2 separate regions of the Homo sapiens genome follow, and region 2 is linked to region 1. Evidence: chromatin contacts called from ENCODE Hi-C or POLR2A ChIA-PET data. All regions are on one chromosome and are shown on one strand. Each heading gives the region's core, a stretch centred on a gene start or an enhancer-like site at or near the end of the contact. The rest is flanking DNA. Distances are from core to core; before and after follow the strand shown.

Region 1 (3,445 bases), core at 238-2,737:
GTGCCTGTCAGGTTTCTCTGCTGTAAAATTGCTTTTTTCCCCTTTCCATACCCTACTTCTTAGAAGGAAGTCATTACACACAACTCACCCATAAGAATAGAGAGTTATGCGACACCTCCTTGGAGGCAAAGTATCTACATAAATTATTTGAAATTATTTTGTACAGGTCTATAATATATTAAAACAAGCAAAAGTGATCTGAGTCTTGTTTCCCACCTCCACACAAAAAGGGAAAGAAAAATAATAGCAGCAGTATAATTAGAGATCATTTTTATTTTCTTCATTTTTCATCATTCCCCAAATTTTCTTTAATGAGAATTTTCTACTTAGATAATGAGATTTGTTTAAACTATGTCTACAGTTATTATAACCTTAGAATTATTTATCTCACCAGTTTTTTTGTTTGTTTTTTTAAACAGAGTCTTGTTCTGTCACCCAGGCTGGCGTGCAGTGGCACAATCTCTGTTCACCACCTCTGCCTCCCGGGCTCAAGCAATCTTCTTACCTTAGCCTCCTGAGCAGCTGGAACTAAAGACATGTGCCACCACACTTGGCTAAATTTTTAAAATTTTCTGTAGAGATGAAGTCTCACTATATTGCCAAGGCTGGTCTCGAACTCCTGGACTCAAGCAATCCTCCCTGCTTGGCCAACCAAAGTGCTGGGATTACAGGCATGAGCCACCGCTCCTGGCCTCTCTCTCCAATTTTACTCCATGTCAAAAAAGTAAAGAAAACTTGCTAATCTAATATAATAAATTTAGCTTATTTTGAAAAACCTTGATTCTTAAGATCAAGAATAAATGCAGGGAGCTGAGCACAGTGACACATGCCTGTAATCCCAGCACTTTGGGAGGCCAAGGCAAAAGGATCACTTGAGCCCAGGAGTTCAAGACTAGCCTGGACAACTGTGGGATATCATGAGGCTTCTCTTCAAATAATCTGATTAATCTTTTATTCTTTAATTCATAGTACCCCACACACACACCTTTTTTCTCCTTTTTCTCTTTTTTCCTTTTTGCCTTTGTTAGATGCCCAGGCACGCCACAGTACCAGGCATTATCAGTACCAGCTCACATTCCTTTCCTTATTTGGAAAGAGGACTAACTTTCTAGCTCATTACAGACACCCTTCCCATTCCTCTCCACTTTCTTTTACGTGCCCATCTTATCTTAAAAAATCAAACGTTTAGCCAACCGGGATTAGTTTAGATTGTACAACCCAACCGTAGCAAATGAGGAAAGGGTGCAGGGGCAGGACTTGCATCAGGAATAAAGGCTCTCACGCCCCTTTATTCAGGTGTGCTCTCACGGCAACCAGCCAAGGAGGCACCCCTCTGCGCAGAAGTAAAATTGTTTTGCTAAAAATCCTTTGTTCGAGTGTTCAATTTCCTTAGGATTTTGAGCGCTATCCCTAACAACAATATAGCAAAACTCTGTCTTTACAAAAAATGCAAAAATTAGCCGGGCATGGCGGCACATGCTTGTAGTCCCAGCTACTCCGGAGGCTGAGGTGGAAGGATTGCTTGAGCCCAGGAGACAGGGGGCCACAGTGAGCAGTGATCGCACCACTGTACTGAAGCCTGGGCAACAGGGACCCTGTCAGAAACAGACAAACAAAAAAAACAAATACTGGGGACATGAATTCTATGACCAAATATAACAGATAAATTAATGCAGCCTAATAACTTGCAACTCTTTTTTAACAAACTAGATAAAATATTGTCAAGGAAATAACTTCTAGAATATCTTATTGATCCAAATACAAGACAACCTGGAGTTTAAGTAATCCAATTTTTCCAAGAAAGAAAAAAAATTAATCATAGGAAATATTCTTTATCATGGTATTTCTAGTAAGTCATATACAGTTGGCCCTCTGCATCTGTGAATTCCACATCTAGGAATTCAACCATCTGAGGGCCAAATATTCAAAATAAAAATCTGTGTCTATAATAAACATGTACCAAACTTTTTTTTATCATTATTCCCTAAACAATACAGTATAACAAGTACTTATGTAGCATTTGTTGTTTTACGTATTATAAGTAATCTAGAGATTATTTAAAGTATATGGGAGAGTGTATTTTGGTTATATGCAAATACCACACTATTTTATATCAGAGACTTGAGCATCTGAGGATTTTCGAGATCCTAGAACTAATTCCCCATGGACACCAAGGGACAACTGTATATCCTTTTTAATAATTTTTTAAAATGCAGAAAACTCTTATCCACAAATAATATATTTATCATTATTCTTTTTTTTTTTTTTTGAGGTGGAGTTTCCCTCTTGTTGCCCAGGCTGGATGGAATGCAGCGGTGTGATCTCAGCTCACTGAGACCTCCACCTCCCAGGTTCAAGCGATTCCCCTGCCTCAGTCTCCCAAGTAGCTAAGATTACACGCGCCCACCACCACACCCAGCTAATTTTTTGTATTTTTACTAGAGATGGGGTTTCATCATATTGGCCAGGCTGGTCTCGAACTCCTGACCTCAGGTGATCCACCTACCTTGGCCTCCCAGAGTGCTGGGATTACAGGTGTGAGCCACTGTGCCCAGCGCTATGATTATTCTCATTCTGCTTGGAAATAACTCTTTTTCCACTTACATCGGAGGTTTTTAATATTGCAAGAAAAAAAACATATTGCTGGATTGTACCAAGGAAGTTGTTTGAATAAAGGATAGTTATTTCTTCAGTGACTAAGTTATAGCCAGGAAGAAAGAATGACTGGAAATTCAATACTACAATACCTGAGACATAAATATTTGCTTCTCCAGTCACTTAATGGGAACCAGTAATTAAGAATATCAGAAAGCTATGCACTTCTCCAATTTCCATCAAGTAAGTGAACTGGAACACATCACACAGATTTAAATTAATCATCACTTATGAAGAAAACAGACTGACAAGCACATAAAGCTACCAAGAACTAACAACAGTTCAATTACCACAAAAAATACTCACAGTAACCAAAAACAAATCTGTACTTGTCAACAGTTCTGTCAAGTTTCCAAGAACGTGCTATGTCATAATGTGTAGATGTGTTCTTTAGTGGAGCTTATAAAATATACAACACTGCCAAGTTGAAAGCACAATTAAATTAAGACCTTGAGAAAGTAAAAGCAATTTGCCTCTGGTGACTATTGTTAGTAATGAGTCTTAAAGAGAATGTTTTTTTAATCCTGATTTATGCCATCAGAATTTCTTCCTCGAAAAATATAAATTTATATAATTAAAGATCAAATGCCACGTCAAAAAAACTTGTATTTCTATAGCCTGCAGAATAAAAATTACATAATGATCTAAAGCAAGTGAAACTGTCCAAAAGAGTTTAGGTAAATAAGTATTTTATAAAGCTCTTAAACATTTTCTTGTTTGAAAACAAACAAACAAAAAAAACCTACATATAAAAGCCAGATGTGGTGGTGTGCACCTGTAGTCCCAGCTG
Region 2 (3,445 bases), core at 405-2,904, 43 kb before region 1:
ACTTGGGAGGCGGAGGTTTCAGTGAGCCAAGATTGCACCACTGCACTCCGGCCTGGGAGATGGAGCAAGACTCTTGTCTCAAAAAAACAAACAAAAAGGGCAAACCCAATAAGCACATAAAAAGATGTTCAACATCTCTAATCATTAAGGACTTCAACTCAAAACTAAATGAGATACCACTTTATATACATTCGGATGACAACTATCAAAAAAAAAAAAGAAAAAAAAAAAAAACCCAGAAACTAACAAGTGTTAGTGAGGATGTACAGAAACTGGAAACTTCATGTACTGCAAAAAACCGTAAAATTGAGCAACTGCTGTAGAAAATAGTTTGTCAGTTCCTTAAAAAGTTAAAACATAGAATTACCGTATGATCCAACAAGTCCACTCCTAGTATATACCCAAAAGAATTAAAAACAGAGACTAAAATAGATATTTGTATACCCATGTTCACAGCAGATTAGTCACAAGAGCCAAAAGGTGGAAACAACTCAAATATCCATCAACAGATAAATGGATAAACAAAATGTGGTATATGTACACAATGGAATATTATTCAGCCTTTAAAAGGAATGAAATCCTGATATGTACTACAACAACGATAAAAGTTGAAGACACTATGTGTAAAATAAACCAGACACAAAAGGACAAATATTGTGTGGTTCTATTTATATGAGGTACCTAGAATAGGCAAATACACAGAGAAAAAAGTAGAAAAGAGGTTACCAGGGGCTGAAGAGATGGAAATTGGGAATTATTGTTTAATGTGTACTGAATTTCTGTTTGGGATTTAAAAAAGAAAGATCTGCAAATAGTGGTGATGGTTATACAACATCATGAATGGGTTGGATGCAGTGGCTCATCTGTAATCCGAGTGCTTTGGGAGGTGGAGGCAGGAGGACTGCTTGAGCCCAGGACTTGAGGCTACAGTAAGCTATGATCATGCCACTGTACTCCAGCCTGGGTGGCAAGACTGCCATCTCTTAAAAAAGAAAACCATCTGTACTTAATACCACTGGGCTGTACTTAATACCACTGGACTGTACACTTAAAAACTGCTGAAATGGCCGGGCGCAGTGGCTCACACCTGTAATCCCAGCACTTTGGGAGGCTGAGGGGGGTGGATCATGAGGTCAGGAGTTCAAGACCATACTGGCCAAGCCAATATGGTGACACCCCATCTCTACTAAAAATACAAAAATTAGCCTGGCGTGGTGGTGCACACCTGTAGTCCCAGCTACTCGGGAGGCTGAGACAGAAGAATCGCCTGAACCCAGGAGGTAGAGGTTGCAGTGAGCCAAGATTGCACCACTGCATTCCAGCCTGGGTGACAGAGCAAGACTCTGTCTCAAAAAAAAAAAAAAAAAAAAAAAAAAAAAAAAAAAAAGGTTAAAATGGTAAAATTTTGTTATGTGTATTTTACCACAATTTTTTTTTTTTAAGTACTAAAGAAGGGCTTGGGCCAGAGGCCTTCTACATTTATCTTGGCAATAGAGCAGTGGCATACATGGAATGAAGCCCAGAGCCAACCAGCCAGTACACACATACTAGACAAACACAGGCAGTTCAACACTGCTGGGCAGGATACACTGTTGCCCTGAGTTTAGGACAAGGGATTTATATCCAAAAATTGCTTCCAAGTCCTCTTAAGGCTTGGCTTCCTGGCTTCCTCTCAAGCACCCCATCTGTCTGCAAGAATAGAAACAGACAGCCTGAACAGCTGAACGAAGTCCAACACCAGGGGCTGCGTGCTGGCAAGCTACTAGTCAGAGGCTGAGGACTTCAGCAGTGCCAAAGCCCTATTCTCACAGGGTCAATGAATCTGCAAAGACACTCATCTTTTTCTCTCCTCCTCTTTAAATCATTTTATTGGGTATAGTATACATAAGAAAGGGCACATCATAAGAAACAATGATTTTCTTTTAAAGTCTATAAAAAATTTATGTTCAGTAATCTCAAGTGCATCTCTCTGTAAGTTGAGAGTTTTAAAAATAAAATTACTTCAGCACAAACAACATCTTCTTAACTGCCAAATGTTAAATGATTTCTTTCATATTTTTCCCCAAGTGGAAGGGGTAATTATAGCTACCAGAAAACTCAAGTTGTATGTTAGACAGTCAACACTGCAATAAGACTGTTTTAACAATGACTAGAATTACCAAATTATGCTAACATAGTCTTACAAGAAAAAACAAGGTGTTACCCCCAATTCCTCACTTTCTCTCATTCTCTACATCCCTTCCAAGTCAACTCAAAGCAACTCACCCATATTCAAAACCTACACTCTACCTGCTCACTTCACTTCCTTAAAATTACCTCTATTTCCATGCCGTTATCTCACCTGGACCACTGTGAGAGCCCAGTAAGTGGCCTCCTGCTTTCACTTTTTTCCCCCTACAATACTGATTTTTATTAGTTATCCCTAGGTTTGACAAACAAGTTTTGGAACATATTATAATAAAAAAAGTTTTTAAAGGAAGGGACCTGTCATAAATGAGAAACAGAGATGGAAATGTGGAATGGAGATTGTGAGAAGTCCATGTAAACTCATTTCTACTATTTTTTGGAGTGGAATATTAATATTGGCTCCATTCATTTCTGAATACCTCATCTTATTAAGAGAATGAAGGATAACAGTTTTTCTTTTTGTTGTTTTGTATTTTTTTTTTCCTTGAAATCCCATTTACCTAATTAACATCACATGGAGGTTTCAAGGAAAAAGAGAATTGCTTTTAATGTGCAGAAAAGCAATTCCAACCTTAGTGATATTTTCCCCCTGGGATCTCAGTATCCCAGTACTGAGATCCCAGAAATCCATTCTCCATAGGTGAATCAAGGCAATCCTATTAGAATATAAGTCACATCACATCTTTCCTTGTTTAAAACCCTCTAATGGCTTCCCATTACACTTAAAATTCTTAACAAGGCTAATTTCTTGCCTTGGTTGCTCCCTCTGCCTGTATTTTGTGCCCCCAGATCTTCCTGGGGCTGCCTCCTTCTTGTCATTCAAAGCTCAGCTCACCTCAGAGAAGAAATCTTCCTTCACTCAAATTAAAGTAAAGCCACTTACTTTGAGATGGGGTCTGGGCATCTTAATTTCTTTTTAAGCTCCTCAGATGAGTCTGACATATAGTGATGCTTTGAATCACTAGCTAAGTGAATCTTCCTTTTGCTTATAATAGCTTTTCTGCCAATTTACTTCTTGCTACTTCTTACTGACAGCGGGCTGAAAAAATGGAAAATCAACATTGTGGGAGGTGGTGAGAAAGAAATGGCAATCACTAGGGACTTGTACTAAATCACTGCCAAAGGGGCCGGGTGCGGTGGCTCACTCCTGTAATCCCAGCACTTTGGGAGGCCCAGGCGGGTGGATCAACTGAGGTCGGGAGTTCAAGACCAGCCTCACCAACATGGAGAAACCCCGTCTCTACTAAAAACACAAAAT

The links. A loop is a pair of places that touch in the nucleus more often than their neighbours do. ChIA-PET counts read pairs that join two places held with the same protein, here RNA polymerase II (POLR2A). Pooled maps may share reads with other maps.
Region 2: a map of ascending aorta shows a loop between it and region 1 (2.5-fold over the local background). The contact joins two enhancer-like sites. A Hi-C loop is called at or near these places in 2 of 168 maps with a recorded cell type or tissue (ascending aorta and heart left ventricle) and 1 of 50 pooled maps. POLR2A ChIA-PET finds 5 or more read pairs at or near these places in 4 of 52 experiments (BJ, OCI-LY7, T-cell and 1 more).

The regions. Positions count from the first base shown.
Region 1 is chr2:61,969,087-61,972,531 of GRCh38, reverse strand. The region is part of intron 1 of COMMD1 (copper metabolism domain containing 1); the gene reads right to left. Among named protein-coding and RNA genes, the nearest start is that of COMMD1, 65 kb to the right of the region's middle. Within about 2 kb of position 1,487, at least 4 of the 41 ENCODE cell types and tissues checked have a DNase peak (open chromatin) inside an H3K27ac peak, as active enhancers do; they include ascending aorta, where a contact is called at or near this core.
Region 2 is chr2:62,012,485-62,015,929 of GRCh38, reverse strand. All of the region lies in intron 2 of COMMD1 (copper metabolism domain containing 1), which reads right to left. Among named protein-coding and RNA genes, the nearest start is that of COMMD1, 110 kb to the right of the region's middle. Within about 2 kb of position 1,654, at least 14 of the 41 ENCODE cell types and tissues checked have a DNase peak (open chromatin) inside an H3K27ac peak, as active enhancers do; they include ascending aorta, where a contact is called at or near this core.